Linked DNA regions of Homo sapiens: region 2 is linked to region 1. Evidence: read pairs that join two places in POLR2A ChIA-PET (ENCODE). Cell type or tissue: A673. All regions are shown on one strand.

Region 1 (8,000 bases):
CGCGCCTGGCCAATCACTGGCAGTGTTCTTATCTGCAGGATTACACAGCAGTTGTTTGTGATTGTAGGTGCTTATGCATACACTTGAACAATTCTGGCAAGGTTACATTCCAGAATAAATTAGAGTTGTGCAGCTTTCTGAATATTCAGCTCTCTTCTTGTCTGTTCTGCTAAAATTTACAGTATATGAAAGAAAAGTGATATTTAAATTTCTTTTTTTCTCATCGTGTGTGTGTGTGTGTGTGTGTGTGTGTGCCTTGATACTGCATTAGGATAAACTGAAATTTGTTTTTCAATTAAGATAGTTTACACTCTTCCCATATTCTCCAGTTAGAATATTTGGCCAAAAAATAGTGTTTATGAGTTCATTATCAGTCTCTGGGTAAATGTCATTCTTTGGCTGCTGTTCTATTAATGAGCTAGCCATCTGACTTTCTTTTAATTTTAATGGGAATTGAGTAATCCAGTGTCTACTGGATAGTACAGTGGAAATTCAACCCCACTATTGGTAAAACCAAAAAATATAACTTTTAAATAATCATATTTCTGTTAAAAATGATTATTTAAAGGTTTATATAAGGACATAGTAAAGCTGATAGGCAAAATATTTTATAGCTGTTTTAAGCTATTTTATAGCTTCAATGTATTTATAGACATCTTGAATATAGAAAAGTAGTAATAAAGTTAATTCTAAGTTCCAGGTTCTTGGTAGTATTTATCTTTTAGTTTTCTAATTATGTCTAAACCCAATAAAATTTATTAAATTGCAGAACTAGATAAGATTCATTTAGTCTGCCCTGTTCAACAGTGTATAATGACCTTGAATGAGGTCATGAAATCTTCTGTTTTTTTTTATTTGGCACTAAGCCATTCATGGTAGTAAAAACCTTAGTGTAATGAAAAGCTTGACCGTTTGATATTGTGTGATGTCAAAGATGAATTCAAATGTAGTTAAGAACAGAATTACACTTTTAGCAGAACTCTGGATAAAATTGTGCTTATATGATGTTGAGCTCTGTCACAAGAGAGGGAATTAGGGGATCTTTGTGGACCTCTTAAGATGCTTAACCAATTTGTGGCTTTAATAATATAATGCTGGCAAAACAGAGACTGCTACCAAGAATAATTATGTTGGCTTTAACCCCTAAAACAAAACATAATGTTATTGAAATTAGATGATTGCTGTTGACTTAATAGGAATAAATGTTTGGTTTTGCTATTGCAGTGCTTCTAATTTTTATTTTCCAATATTATGCTTATTGGTCCATTATAATACTGTATTTCCCATATCCATTTTGTAATGCTAGTCATGCTCTGCCTGTCTGTAGTGTTTTTCCTTTTTGGTTGAATATCCTTCCACCTGACCATCTTCAGCAACTTGCTGCTTGTATATATTCACTTAATTCTGCAAATAGTCAATCATTTTAAATTTAATCTGACTCTCTGTGGTGTTAACTGTCCCGCTCAACTTGATGTATGTAAATTTAATGAGCATGCTGTCTTGCAAAATCCACAGCCATGAATGAAAATATTGAGTCTAACGTGTGTAATTCAGTTGGAAAAATGTCCACTCTCTCATTGCTGTTCTCTGCTTGATTGTGCCTTAGTGCTCCAACGAGTTGCATGTGTGTGCACAGGTACTAAGTTACATATTTCCCCCCCACCTCGGTTTTGCTAATAAAATGTGAAAAATATTTATTTGGTACTATTTTTAAAAAATCAGTCTAGTAGGGAGTTAGGGTCCCTAAAAACAGTAGCAAACTGGCAATTTGCTGGTGTGTGGGAACTTCTGGCCCCATGCAACTTGTAGGAAGACTCTTTGGGAATATCTTAAAAGTTGCTTGATTGACCTGGTTTCCAGGTAAGGGCTGCCGCTGACTAATTTGGTGTCCTTGTGCAAGTTACAGAATAGGTGTATGCTTTCATTCTGGATGGACACAGCACCACACAAGGTCACAAGTTTGGAAGTTTGGAATAGATGATGAAGTGAGTCTGGAAGGGACCTTGACCCCATTCATTCCTCAACCAGGTACTACTTGGCAGGGGTCAGTCGTTATATTGACTCTGTTCTAGGTCACTGAGGTTTAGTGTGGGTCTGCTAGTGTTCTCTGAAAAAGTGATGGATTTTAGCTTGGCCATCTTTGTGTCAGTGCCACGACCTGAAGATTTCTACCTCCAGAGTTGGAACTTATTCCCGTAACTGTTATCTGAAGATTCTTGAGAATCTTCTTAGGAGCAGCAATTGCTCAGTGTTCTAGTCTGGGGCTGTATCATCTCCAGCTTCAGTTCCATCTCCCAGAAGCTTACCTGCATCTCATGTTTGTCCTAAAATAGGATGAGCAAATTCTATTTGAGAACTTTTCTGACATCTTCTTTATTTAGCAAATATTTAAAAAGTGACCATTATGTTCCATGCACGGTGAAAGAGGCAGCAAGTATAGAAATATTTCTATTAAATGTTATCGGTGAGGGAGAAAAGAGTTACATATAAAGAGCCAGAGTTGAGGGAAGTTTTTTTGTTTAATTTTAATCCATTAAAGATTAACTTGCTTACATATTGATACTCAACCAACTGAGAGAATTTAGTGAAATAAAATAGAAGAGGATAATCGATGTGTAATGCCCTTTCTTGAGGTGGGAGGAAAAGGGATCTCGAGCATAAATGAATAGGAATGTCTTTGGATAAATGCATTGGTTGGGTAGGGAAAGATAGTAGTGTGCAAATAAAATGGTAAAACAGCAGAAAATGGAATTATAGCTTTCTTTTCATATAGGGAATTGAAATTTATTTACTGAGGGTGATAGGCAGAAGTAGTAGTTTCACAGTTCCTGAAAATAGCTAAGGTTTGAAATAAGTACCATATGAAATGTGAAAAGAGAGAGACTAGTAAGATTTGCCATAAATGTTGTAAGAATTGATGAATCAACAGTGGCCTGCATTGGAAGAAAATGGAAGGGTCAAGAAACTGGAGGTTTTTACTGGGGCCAAGAAAAAGATGGTTTGGGAGTGGGAGAAGTGGCAAGATGGAAGATTGAGGTCAGAGATAAGGATTATGGAGATTCTGATGATGCCTGTGGTGGACAGGTTTTAGATAATGAAAAGGTCCAGGTGTGGTCATTAGGACTGTAGCTGAGGACAGTGGAAGTGAAGCTTGCATTGGCAAGGAAGCCAAGGACACTCTAGGGCAGGGGTGCCCAATCTTTTGGCTTCCCTGGGCCACATTGGAAGAAGACTTGTCTTGGACCGCAACTAAAATACACTAACACTTTTGATAGCTGATGAGCTAAAAAAAAAAAAAAGAAATCGCAAAAATATCTCATGGTGGTTTAAGAAAGTGGTTTGAATTTATGTTGGGCCACATTCAGAACCGTCCTGGGTGCAATCTGGACAAGCTTGCTTTAGGGCCATTGTGGGTGATAGCAAGGTGTGGAGTGTCAGAGGAATCAACCCAAGTTGATGGCAGTGGAAGTGTTCAGTCAGATGTTACTAGCCCCAAGGAAATCGGACTTTAGATGATAACATAGATAAATAATATGGAAATAAGAATGAGGGAGATGAGATAGAACAGAGTTTAAATCTAAGTTAAAGAACCATGGTCAACTTACAGAATTTTCCTAAACCTCAGCTCTCTCCTCAATAAAGAGGACATACCTCAAGTTACTGAGGATTAATTAAGTAATGCTTATGAATGTTTAGCACAGTGCCTGGCTCAAGAATTTGACCATAGTTTAAGATTACAGGAGTACTAGAGGTCTTTGTAAAATGGTTCTGGGAGAATGGGTGAGAAGGTCAGTGCATAGAGCAGGTTTGGAATGAAAATAGGAGGAAATGTAAACAGTTGGAGAAGTTTGTGTTTTGAATGGAATTCTGTTACCTGTGTCTGACCTACTTAACCCTTCCTCTCAGGACCCTTGGATTTGTCTTGATTGTGGTTTCCTTAGTCTCCTTTCCTCCCTCAATTCAGTGTGTATTTACTATAGCCGAATATTCTACAAACCTCTTCTTTTTATTTAGGGGATATAAAAAAACTTCTTTTTTTTTTTAATAATGATGTTCTGTTTTTCTTTTTTTACCCCAAGTTATTTATAAAAAGTTCTATTAAAATATTTCAATTTAGTCTTTTAAAATAACTCTTTATTTTGAAATAATTTTAGACTTATAGAAGAATTGCAAAAATAGTATAGAGAATTCTTGTATACCTTTCACCAAACTACCTCTAATGTTTACATCTTATATAACATTAGTACAATTATTAAAACTAAGAATTGAATACTGAGACGATATTGCTAACTAAACTACAGACTTGCTTCAGATTTTGCCAGCTTTCCCACCCATGTCTTTTTTTTCTTCCAGGATCTAATCCAGGATCACATCTTGCATTTATTTGTCATGTCTCTTCCAGTCAATGACAGTTCCTTATCTTTTATGAGCTTGATACTTTTGAAAAGTTATGGTTAGTTATTTTGTAGGGTGCTCTCAATTTGGGTTTGCCTGACTTTTTTTTTCCTTGTGATTAGATTGAGATCTATTTTGGGATAAATACCACAGAGGTGATCAGCCTTCTCATTATATCATAGCTGGAGGTTTGAAATATCAATATGTCCTATTATTTGTGGTGTTAGCCTGGACAACTTTGTTAAGGTGGCATCTGCCAGCTTCTTCCCTTGTAAAGTTAGTATTTCCCCTCTATAATTAAGGAGAAAAAGGATATCTGCACAGTCTTAAAGTATCTCCTCAATTTATTTTGCTTTTTAGGTTATAATCTAATACTATCATTTTATTTTTCAAATTGTTCTAGTTTTGGCCACTTAACAGCTCTTTCAGTTTGGCTCATGTCCTTTTGACTTTCCTTCCTTCCTTCCTTCCTTCCTTCCTTCCTTCCTTCCTTCCTTCCTTCCTTCCTTCCTTCCTTCTCTTACTTTCTGGTACCACATTAATTTGGTCTTTTTAATTCTAGTCTTTTTGGATGACATAGCTGTGTTCCCACGTATTGAATGAAAAAAAAAGCTTTCCAAGTATTGTACTTCTGAAATCTGTTCCTAGTGCTAGTCAGATCAGCACAGTGATTCTGTTTAGATATAGATTTTAATTAGAAAGTAATTGGCCAAAGGGAAACTATTTTTTTTGCTGTTGCAACTCGGTTTCCCCTGGCAAGCCGAGAGTGGTCCCCAACATATAGTGGTTCGATTTAACGATTTTTCGACTTTACAGTGGTGAAAGCAACATGCATTCGGTAGAGACTGTACTTTGAATTTTGATCTTTTTCCTGGGCTAGCTATATGCAGTTTGACACTCTCTTGTGACGTGGGGCAGCAACTGAGAGCTGCAGCTCCCCTGTCAGCCATGCAATCATTAGGCTGAACAACTGACTGTACTGTGTCCCCAGCATTTTTTGGATATTGTGCTTTGTGTTTTCGCATCCCACCATGTCTACAAAATGTGCATCTGTGTATTCAAAATGTTATTATAAAATAGCATTTGTGTTAGATTATTTTGTCCAACTGTAGGCCAATGTAAGTGTTCTGAGGATGTTTAAGGGAGGCTAGGCTGAGCTGTGACATGCAGTAGGTTAGGTGTATTAAATGCATTTCTGCATTTCAATTTTTAATGGCTTTTTTGGGACATAACCCCATTGTAAGTTGAGCATCTGTATATTAAGGAGTACTATGAATGAGATAATTCATAATGTATATTACTAACATATTAATAGAACTTTTTAATAGAACTTTAACATCAAAAACAATAATATGCTCTTCAGAGAGATTAAAATTTTGAATAGGTGACTTGGCAAATGATGTTTTTGAGTGTGATATATTCAGCCCAATAGCCAGTTGATAAGATTTTTCCATTTAAAGGGTAGAGATTTATTTCATATATCCATGGAAATTTTAACCTCATTCAGATTACTCACTGAGCCTTATGTATTTATGTTTACTTTGTATTTCCTGTTCAGTATTTTACCTATAATAGATATTTAATGAGATACGTACATATATCAGCATACTGATATATTGAGGTAAACAGCCATTTTAGAGCCGTTTTACAATCTGTGTCTGCAGTGTCATTTTGTACCTATGTAGTGTGGTAGCACAGTAAAGCAGCATGTTTTACTGACCTGTGTTTGAATGGAAGGAGGAGTTAATACACAATAGTTTATATTGCCTTTTTTTTTAAGGTCAGCTATATGTGTTTCTATATTTATTCTGTTCAATTTATTCTGTTCAATTTGTTTCTATATTTATTCTTTCAATTTGAAAGAAGTCTTATTTTAATATCAAGTAAATTATTTTCAGATGGTATAGTAGGTACTTTTAGTACCCCCTCCCAGCTCCTTTTTACCAGGCTGGTGCACCCATGCCCCAGGTGATGAGTGTTGGCTTCTAATAGCTTATAGATGCCCCTTTCTCCAGAGATTTGCCCTCATCAGAACTAGGATTCTGCAGCTGATGACTAACTTGAGGTTGTTGAGGCTGGTTTCTGCTACCAGGCTATCCTGACTGTGGTGCATCTCAGGGTGAAGTGAGAATCCACCAGAGGCCACCTTTAGTATGTCTTTTTTCCTCTTTTGTCTTACCTCCTTTACTTTCTTATCCTGAGAGCAGCCCCACCTGCACCTGAATCCCTGTTTCAGGCTCTGCTTTTAAGGGAAACTGACCTTAGATAATGGAGATACAACATGATAATTTTGAGGAAATATAAACTAAGAAACATAAAAAATGATAACTTGCTCACTTCTCCCCCACTGACCTTCACCAAGTCCAGTTTCTTAGATAGCCTTGGGAGATGCTTCACCCTTCTGGAATTGCAACATAAAATATGGATATGCATTTTTTAGGAAAAAAAGCTCCCAATAAATTTTCTAAGGACTTCGTGACCCCCAGAAGTTAAGTGCCACTGCCTCATGGAGTTTTCTTCTTTCAGCCTTGTTTTCCATAAATAGAAATTCAAAATATATTCTAATAATACCATACCCCTCATGCTTTCATGCATATTTTCTCTCTACTGCCCCCTTATTTCTCTCTCTCTCTCTCTTTTTTTTTTTCTTTTTTAAAGGGCAGAGCTTTTCTTACGCTTTCAAATGCCATTTCCTCCTGGAAATATGGAGGATGACCTGTTAGATGAAGTTACATGCCTAGTGGGTATCCCACAAAAGTTTAGGGTGTTATGTAGTTGATTCCAAACTTTTGTATTGTTGTCTTAGTCCATTTTTATGTTGCCATAAAGGAATACCTGAGGCTGAATAATTTAAAAAAGAGGTTTATTTGGCTGTCAGTTCTGCAAGCTGTACAAGAAGCATGGGACCAGCATCTGCTTTTGGTGAGGGCCTCAGGGAGCTTCCACTCATGATGAAAGACAAGAAAAAGCTGGTGTGTGCAGAGATCACATGGTGAGAGAGGAGGCAAGGGAGAAGGTGGTGGGGAGGTTCCAAACTCTTATAAACAGCCTGCTCTCATGGGAATTAATAGGGCAAGAACTCAATCGCCCCCACCCCAGGAAGGTCATTAATCTATTCATGAGGGAGCTGCACCCATGACCCAGACACGTCCCACTAGGCCCTACTTCCAACATTGGGGATCAAATTTAAATATGAGATTTGCATGGGATAACATCCAAATTAGAGCAAGTATTATTTGTTTCCTTTTGGTTTTTTATACTAGGACTGTCATCATACTTTTGTCAGGAAGGCGAGTGCCATATTTAGGCAAAAGAGGTGGGATAAACCAGAGGAAGCAGCTGGGAGAATTTTGGGTTTCTCCCTTAATTCCAGATGTATCACTACTAGTCAGAGTTCTCCAGAGAAACAGAACCAATAGGATGCCTGCCTGTCTATATGAGAGGGGATTTATTAGGAGAACTGGCTCACATGATTATAAAGGGCAAGAAGTCCTACAGTATGCTATCTGCAAGCTGGAGAACCAGGGAAGTCAGCAGCGTGGCTCAGTTAAGGCCCCAAGTTTTCAAAACCAGGGAAGTTGTTGGTGAAACTCAGTTGGAGGCTG
Region 2 (8,000 bases), 260 kb after region 1:
TTATTTTCTGTACAACCAGGTTAAAAAAACAATAAAACACCATTTCATATTCTTACACATTATTTTTAATGTCTCCTTACTATTTTATTCTTTTGAACCAAGCTAAAATTAAAAAAAAAACAACTCAGTTTCATTTTGTTGGGCATTTAGATTGCTTCCAAGGATATTCCTATCCTTATAGATAAAACTTGAATTGCACCCATTCTTCAGGATTAATTCAAATCCTTCAGGATTAATTCAAATCCTAAGAATGGCAGATTACCTTGAATTACTGTATTCATTCTTTAAACATCATTTTATATAGTTCACATTGAACAAAAACAATAGATTTTTTTTTAACCTAGAATTCATTTGTACCTAAAGCAAATATTTTAAAAGTTGGTTTAGGTCACTCTATCTTCTTTTTGCACTATTAAATCTTTTTCCTGGTGTCATATAAAATTGACTATGAAAAGATTTTCAGAAATGATCCTTAATGTCTGTTCTGCTGGGTGGCTAGTATATTCTCATAGTGACACAGTGCCCTGGTTTACCATTTCTTCTTCATGTGTACCGTGAGAGCCACTTTAAGTCAAAGAAGGAAAAATATTATTAGATAATAAACACAAATTGTGTTCAGGATATCAGCAAAGAAAGCTTGACATTTGTCATTATAAGTAGCCTCTGATACCTTTTCTTTCCCATTGTAGATAAGCTTGGACAATAAAAAACACTTTTCCCCATCTTTCCCATCTACTCACTGTTCCCTGTCAAGAGATGATTTTGAAAAATGTTCAAATTATATTTAAATCAGTCCAATTTTAAAAAATGTTTTCTTTTTGTCTCTGAATAGACTGATGATTTTGTAGTATTTCCAATGGTCAAGAATTCTAATGAAACTTATTTCTGAAGTGTGGTTTATTTGTGTGTGTGAGCATTTCTTAAATTTTGTCTTACGTTTTAAAGACTGTCTTACTGAATTTCTTTTATAACTAGATTTTAAATTGAAAGGTTAAAAGTGAAATTTATTTTTATTTTATAATGAATTTTCTTACATTATTGTGAGTTGTTTTCATGAATGTTTTGTTTCTAGGGTGTCTTACCTTTTATATATTATAATTTTGTCCTTTCCGGGCATTTAATATACTCTCTTTTAGTCTCTGTAGAAACGCTGGAAAAGAATTTGAGGCAGATGGGAAGGCAGCTTCAACAGCTTGAGAAGGAATTGGAAACCTTTCCCCCTCCTGAGGACTTGCATGACAAGTTTGTGACAAAGATGTCCATATCCTTTTGATAGCTAAATAACTTAAGTCACTAGTCAACTAGAGATACAATTTATTTAATATTTTAGATGTCTTTGTGTAACCAGAGATCATTCTGTAGTGCCAAATTACAGAAAGTTTAACCTTTGCCTTCTTGCAGGGAAATTTATCAAAGTGTCTGTCAATCATGAATAATACACAAATGTCTGTCTGTCTGTCTGTTTGTTTATTTATTTATTTATTTATTTTTTGAAACCCAGGCTGGAGTGCGGTGGCATGATCTTGGCTCACTGCAACCTCTGCTTCCCAAGTTCAAGCAATTCTCCTGCCTCAGTCTCTCAAGTAGCTGGGCCTACAGGCACGCACCACCATGCCCAGCTAATTTTTTTGTATTTTTAGTAGAGACAGGGTTTCACCATATTCGCCAGACTGGTATCGACCTCCTGACCTCAAGTGATCTGCCAGCCTCAGCCTCCCAAAGTGCTGGGATTATAGGCGTGAGCCACCACGCCCACCCACAAATGTATGATCATTAATTTCTATTTTTTTCCTTTTTATCAGCTTAGATAATAGTATGTTCTCTCATCTTTTCCCTGTCATATACCTTATTTCCTTCTGATGTACATGATGAATTGAAAGGATATTAAAACTCAGGTTGAGGAAGTTTGACTCTAAACTCATGATGTGATTTAGATACCTTTGAAATGTCTGAGGAAGCAGATACAAGACTTCATAAACGTGTTTAACTAGTCAGCTTAACTTCAAGAATTGGCATATATTATAAATTAGTTTGTGCTCCATAAAATTTAATATTTCCTTTAGAAATACTAGATGGTTATAAAATCAAAATGGAGTTTATTATAGTCACTACTTGTATTGATATTTTCCTAACCCAAATAAATCGGTATGTATGTGTGTATATACATACACACACACACACACACACATATATAATTAATAGCATGAGGCTTGTGTCCTGTTTAAGGTTTCTTTTGTATTCAATTATCTTTATTATCACTAACTTTGTAGCTTAATCTCTAATGAGTAACTGAAGTAATAAACTTTTATTTCCTGAAAGTAATGTTGAGTTGCTTTGCAAACCATTTTATGAAATTACAGACTGATATCTTTTGTGTTGTAATAAAATATTACTACAATGCATTATTAAAATCCCATATGGACAAATGAATTCTGTATGAAAGATAACTCACTTCTAAAATGAGCTCTTATAAATAGACACTCCTAATATCTTAAACTGAGGTACTTGAAATAAAATGACTATTTTTCCTCTTTCTACCTCTTCTCTCCTGAGATTTAGTGAATCACAAAATTAATATTTGGCTTGTCATAGATTTTATTGTATATGCTTTCAGCTTAATTGTGAACTAGTTGAGTTTTAGCTTCCTTCACTGTCTCTGTCGGGAAATATCATAAAAATATACTCCAGCAACAATCAATTCAGGCTAACGTGTTTGTTTCCTTTTGTATCTTGCCACCCATCCAGTTTCTTATTTCATTAGGGAGGATGCCTTTATCACCCTACTGAGTAAGGCTTTTTTTTTTTTTTTCTTTTTAAGTAAAGGTGAAATCTGTATTCATCAAAAATTTTTTTGTACTACCTTCTCATATGACAAAGTGTGCTTTCTAAAATAAATATATTATTGCAGTTATATGTTTCATCATTCTTAGCTTTTTTCTTAATTTTATCATGTTAAAATATTCATATGTGACAGTTTGTTAATAACTAAGTACTGTTAATTGAACTACTTATTATTGTTCCCTATAGATATAAAGCAGTTCAGAAAAGATTTTGCTTGCATGTAGCTTCTGGTAGTACACTGTGAATGCACTAATTATGAAGCTCAGGTTTATAGAACCAAGATGAATTCCTGAGCTTGGAGTAAAGGTTGTAGAATCTTGCTTAGCACACGATCTCAGGACATATCTATACTTGGATTTATATGACACAAGAAACTGAATGATGTCGGCTTCTTGAAAGGTATGCGGCTCATAAAAAGCAACCAGCAGGAAATCAGAAACAGGAAGGATGATGCTTTGTTGGAAACAATTTTTCATTCTGAGTACAATTATACTCCATGGACAAGAAAGCTACTACATCCTGTCATTAAATATCACAACCTAGAAGCCTCTAATGAACTGATTAGCATTCATGTATCTCTTGGAAGTCAGATATATGAACAGTTGGTGCACTTTGCTATTGACAAAGCTTATAATCATAAATATTCTTTGCTGAGATTAGATTGCACTCGTTTGCTTTTCATCTTAGTTAGACATACTAGTTTCGAAGTAATTAAATTCATTCATTGCGAGTCTTTGTTTACATTAATTAGGACTGACATGTCAGATTTTGCATATTAAATGCATTTATACAGATCTTATTAAAATGGCAAATTGTGAGCTTCTTAGATGTTAAAAAATTGAAGAATTTGGAAGCTAAAATGCACAATGAATAAAATATACTTAAAGTTTGTTATTAACCACTTAAACTTTGTTCATGTTTTTCATTGAAATGCTTATTCATCGAGGTACATATCAAATGTTTGGTTCATTCACCAATTCTGGAAGAATATGTGTATTTTTAAATTTGTTAACAATGTATCTTACAAGTACGTACTTAAATAATTATAATTTAGTGAACTGTTAAATCAATTAATTGAATTGTTTTAAATTATTAAGATACAATTTTATTGTAATGTGAAATTTTACTAATAGCACTCGATGATAGTATGTTGTATTTTTATTCTTTCTGTGTATGCTTACTCTTTACATATACTGCTTAATATTAAAAAATTGAATTTAGTGCATCCTTTAAAAAGGATGCACTATTATTTCAAATATCATTGACATTTTAGTAATAATTATTACCTCCCACTTGCTAAGTCTAGTCAGAGCCTTAATTAGAATTGAATATTTCCACAGTAACTACTTGCTTGAAAAATGTGAAACCAAATTCAATGTATATCAGTATTGTTACATGCAAGCTATTATATGTGAGGTGTACGTACTTACTAAATTTTTATCGGTGAGAAAATTAAGAATATGCCAGGATTTGTGTCATGTAGTGCTTGTTCCTTTCTCATGATCTTTAAATTCTGTGATATGTCTTATTTTAAGGAGAAGAACAAATAGAATTTGGAGCATTGCACTTGAAATTCTTCTTGCCTGAGCACTTGCCTTTCTATTTTCTTCCTACTCCCTCTCCTGAGTCTTTCAGAAAAACTTATTTTGCTAGACATTTATATATTTCTGTATTTATTACAACTTATGTGACAAGTTACTTGACTCCTTTCCATGTTATATTCTTTAAATTTGTTCATTGAAATCCCACTTTATTTTCACACTTTTTTTGTGTGTTATTCTATATAGCAATGCTTTAGAAACTTCTGAAATCACTGGGTAGATGCTAAAGCCAGCCCAGTAAATTCATTGAGAGAAAGATTTACTTATATCTATATTCTACACTGCATAATGTACAGCATTTTTCAGATAAAGGAATTTAGTATGTTGAACTTTGAACTGTGGCGACTAGGAAGTAAAATAGAAGATTGGAATGGATGAAATGTAAACTTGTATAATACACGGCCCAGTTGTAAGAGTGGGAAGTGGGGCAATTGGGTGATTTATTGTAGCAGATTTTTCTTCTCTTGAATTAGTCTTCTCACTTTCTTCTCCTTTTCTTCTTCTGTTCTTTCTTTCTTGCCTGTGTTCCACTTAATTCCTTCTTAGCAGACTTTTAAAACTAGCATTAAATGTGCTGTTCTTAATTCTCTCTGAGTCCCCAAATTTATAATAATCTTTTCATTTTCTGAAGTCTTATACCTACAAGGGAGTACTACCCAATGGACAGCTCACTGCTCTTTAACAGTCAAGCCTCTGTTGTTTTAGTCAATCTCACTTTCTTAGCCAAGATTTTAACTACCTAACCTCTGTCACTCTACGTAATATCATATTTTTTTTCTACATCATACTTATTACTATGTTAAAAATCTGATTCATTTGTTTATTATCTGTCTCCATACTCTAAAATGTTTCTTGACAGCAAGGACTTTGCCTGACTTGTTAGCTACTGTTTTTCCTAGTGCCTAGAATACAGTGGAACTCAGATAATACTTACTGAATGGCTTGCTGGATCCTGTGTACTTAAGAAAGTCTATGAAATATATTAGACACATAGGACTGAATGATGCTGATCCTTATAAAGTATGTTAATGGAAGTTATGGGCATCCTCAGTGACAGAACTGTAATAAAGGCAGTATGACCTAAAAATAAATGTGGGATATATTTGTGGTAGGTGGTTTGGTAATGAGCAATACTGGCATACCAGGAGTAGAATTCCAAGTCATAGCTGGCCAACACTTAACACTTGTGGTTCAATGCATGTAAACACAGATCTGGTTGTTATCTACCTCTCAAATGGGAAGATGACAGTGATTCTAGTAGAAATTCATGAGAATTTGGCCTCAGTGTTGGTAAAGGAAAACAAAATAGATTTCCCAAAACATCAAGTAATTGGGCTTATATCAATATTTTTATAATGAATTTTATGAAATGTTTATTTTGTTGAGTATCTCACGTATTTTTCCAAAGCTCTTGACGAATACAGAAGTTGGAGTTTAACAGTTTGCACAAGGACAGCTAACTACATTTGCATTTTCTTTTAGATGAAGATGATGATGAAGAATTAGAATTCTTTCATATGCTAGCCTACATTTACTCCCTACCTGGCAGTAGTGCTGTCTCTTTTTTCCTTGGTCTTTCATTATTTTTCTCAAAGAAAAGGACCTGCATCAGTTTCCTTATTTCATCCTCTACTGATGTAAGTTCTGGCCAGAAGAACCATATCTTTTTGAAATTGTGGGCCAAAAAAATTTTAGATATAAAAATTCCATTTTTAGCTTCTTTCTCTTGGCCTGCCTGAATACTGTTTTTTATTTGTTTTAAATTTTGCTAATGGCTAGTCAAAGTTAGTAAAAGGACTTCTGCAAATTTAACTATGTTCCATTTCGTTAAATGTTAATTTAAAGGAGCCATAGGCAATTATGAGTGATGCTCTAAAAGAATCATTTTTTCTGGATATGGTATAGTGATGTTATATCTGACTGCATTAGCAATTTGCCACACAAGAAAAAAAATTTCATTGTTTATTTAGAAAATGTTTTCTAATGTCAGTGGCTGTCACATTCACATTAAATTCATCTTCTTAATTTCAGTGTGTTTTGAAATATATTGTCATGAGTGAGAGAAGAACGTTTCTATATGTGTGTGCCTGTGTGTGTAATCATAATTTTTAATAATCTAATGCATAAAGAAATTATATACCAGTTTTCTAAGAGAAGTTGGAACACTAATTTGGTTAGATAATGGGAGAAGTTTTCAGTTTAACTCTTAAAATTTTGTTTGCTTTTAGAACCTTAAAGTTTAAAATAAGTGAGGGATGATGATAACAAGTATTTTTGTGTGCTACTAAATGCCCACTTTTCTGAGAACTTTGCATGTGTTAGCTCATTTAGTCCTCTCAATAGCCCTGTGAGTTGGTGATATTATTGTTCCCATTTTACAGATGAGGAAATTGAAGCACAGAGACATGAAGGCACTTGCCCACAGGCACACTATTACCAAGTATAGGAGCTAGAAATTGATCCCAAGATGTCCAATTTAACTGTTGTGTTTAATGCTTGTACTGTTGATTTCAATATCATTGCAATTATTCAGCTGCAACTACTGAACTATAATTTTAAATCATATTGTATGATCTGCATATTATATTATTATAGTAAGTTGGAAGAAAGATTTTTTAAACTTGTTAAAGAGAAATATTAAATATATAAATCTTTTCTAATGATTTCCCAAAGTTAATTGGAAATTGAATTTAAGATTTTGTTGCTATGTAGTATAGACTGACTTTAAGAATGGTCAACTATTAGAAGTAATTTTAGAATTTTGGAAATATAGTAATGGTGGCTATTAGACTAAAACATTGGATTTACAGAGTTCCCCCTGCCCCCAAAGCATTACTTTGTAAATTTCAGAATACCTTAACTATAGTATACAGATTTGTTATCAGTGCAAAAGAACAATATGAGACACTTTCGAAGTTACACGAAAACATGGAAAAGTTATACCAGAGTATAATAGGATACTATGCCATTGATGTGAAGAAGGTGTCTGTGGAAGACTTTCTTACTGACCTGAATAACTTCAGAACCACATTCATGGTATGGTAAAAAAATTGTTTTTTAAAAAGTTTTTTTATTTATACTATCTTATCTATTATCTCATTACATCGTTCTACTCTTGTTGCTGTAGGAAAACCTATCTTTTCTGATTTTGAAAGCTATAAAATTTCAGATTTAAAAATCTATTGAAAAATGTATGGTTTGTTCTCCTTTTGGCCTTTCCAACATTAAGCTGTAATCAGACATTTTGATTGAAAAAGTGACAAATTCTGAAGTTCTTCATAAAGACTCCCTTGCTGGCTAATTACAGAGCACTTCTGTAATAAGTTTTTGGCTATGAATTTGTTTCTTTATACTTCAAGATCAGTTTATATTTTTGTGATATAATTTTACCAAATTCCTTGCAGCTTTTGTAAGGCTTTTTTTCCTTAATGCATTGTACAATAAGCTACACGCAATTTGCCTTTGAATAGGTTTTACATTCGTAGGGTTTCCTTTAGGATACTTTAATAGGGAGGTCAGGTCTTTGATGTGGAATCCTTTCATTTAGGCATTAAAAAT

What was found. ChIA-PET counts read pairs that join two places held together with the same protein. Peaks named below come from ENCODE experiments on the same cell type or tissue, not always from the same donor. Only the 100,000 strongest peaks of a DNase experiment are listed, where the experiment ranks them.
Region 2: POLR2A ChIA-PET joins it to region 1 with 13 read pairs; 1 of 35 experiments calls an interaction of 5 or more read pairs at or near these places.

What each region holds. Positions count from the first base shown.
Region 1 is chr13:60,096,821-60,104,820 of GRCh38, reverse strand. The region is part of intron 3 of DIAPH3 (diaphanous related formin 3); the gene reads left to right. Among named protein-coding and RNA genes, the nearest start is that of DIAPH3-AS2, 44 kb to the left of the region's middle. In A673, no CTCF peak of the experiment used is centred here; DNase peaks (open chromatin) are centred at 4,600 and 4,980; H3K4me3 peaks cover 306 bases; H3K27ac peaks cover 8,000 bases.
Region 2 is chr13:59,832,585-59,840,584 of GRCh38, reverse strand. It overlaps DIAPH3 (diaphanous related formin 3), which reads left to right. Exons shown (of 28, transcript NM_001042517.2): 23 at 1,137-1,261; 24 at 7,314-7,478. Among named protein-coding and RNA genes, the nearest start is that of DIAPH3-AS1, 180 kb to the left of the region's middle. In A673, no CTCF peak of the experiment used is centred here; a DNase peak (open chromatin) is centred at 3,274; H3K4me3 peaks cover 640 bases; H3K27ac peaks cover 5,785 bases.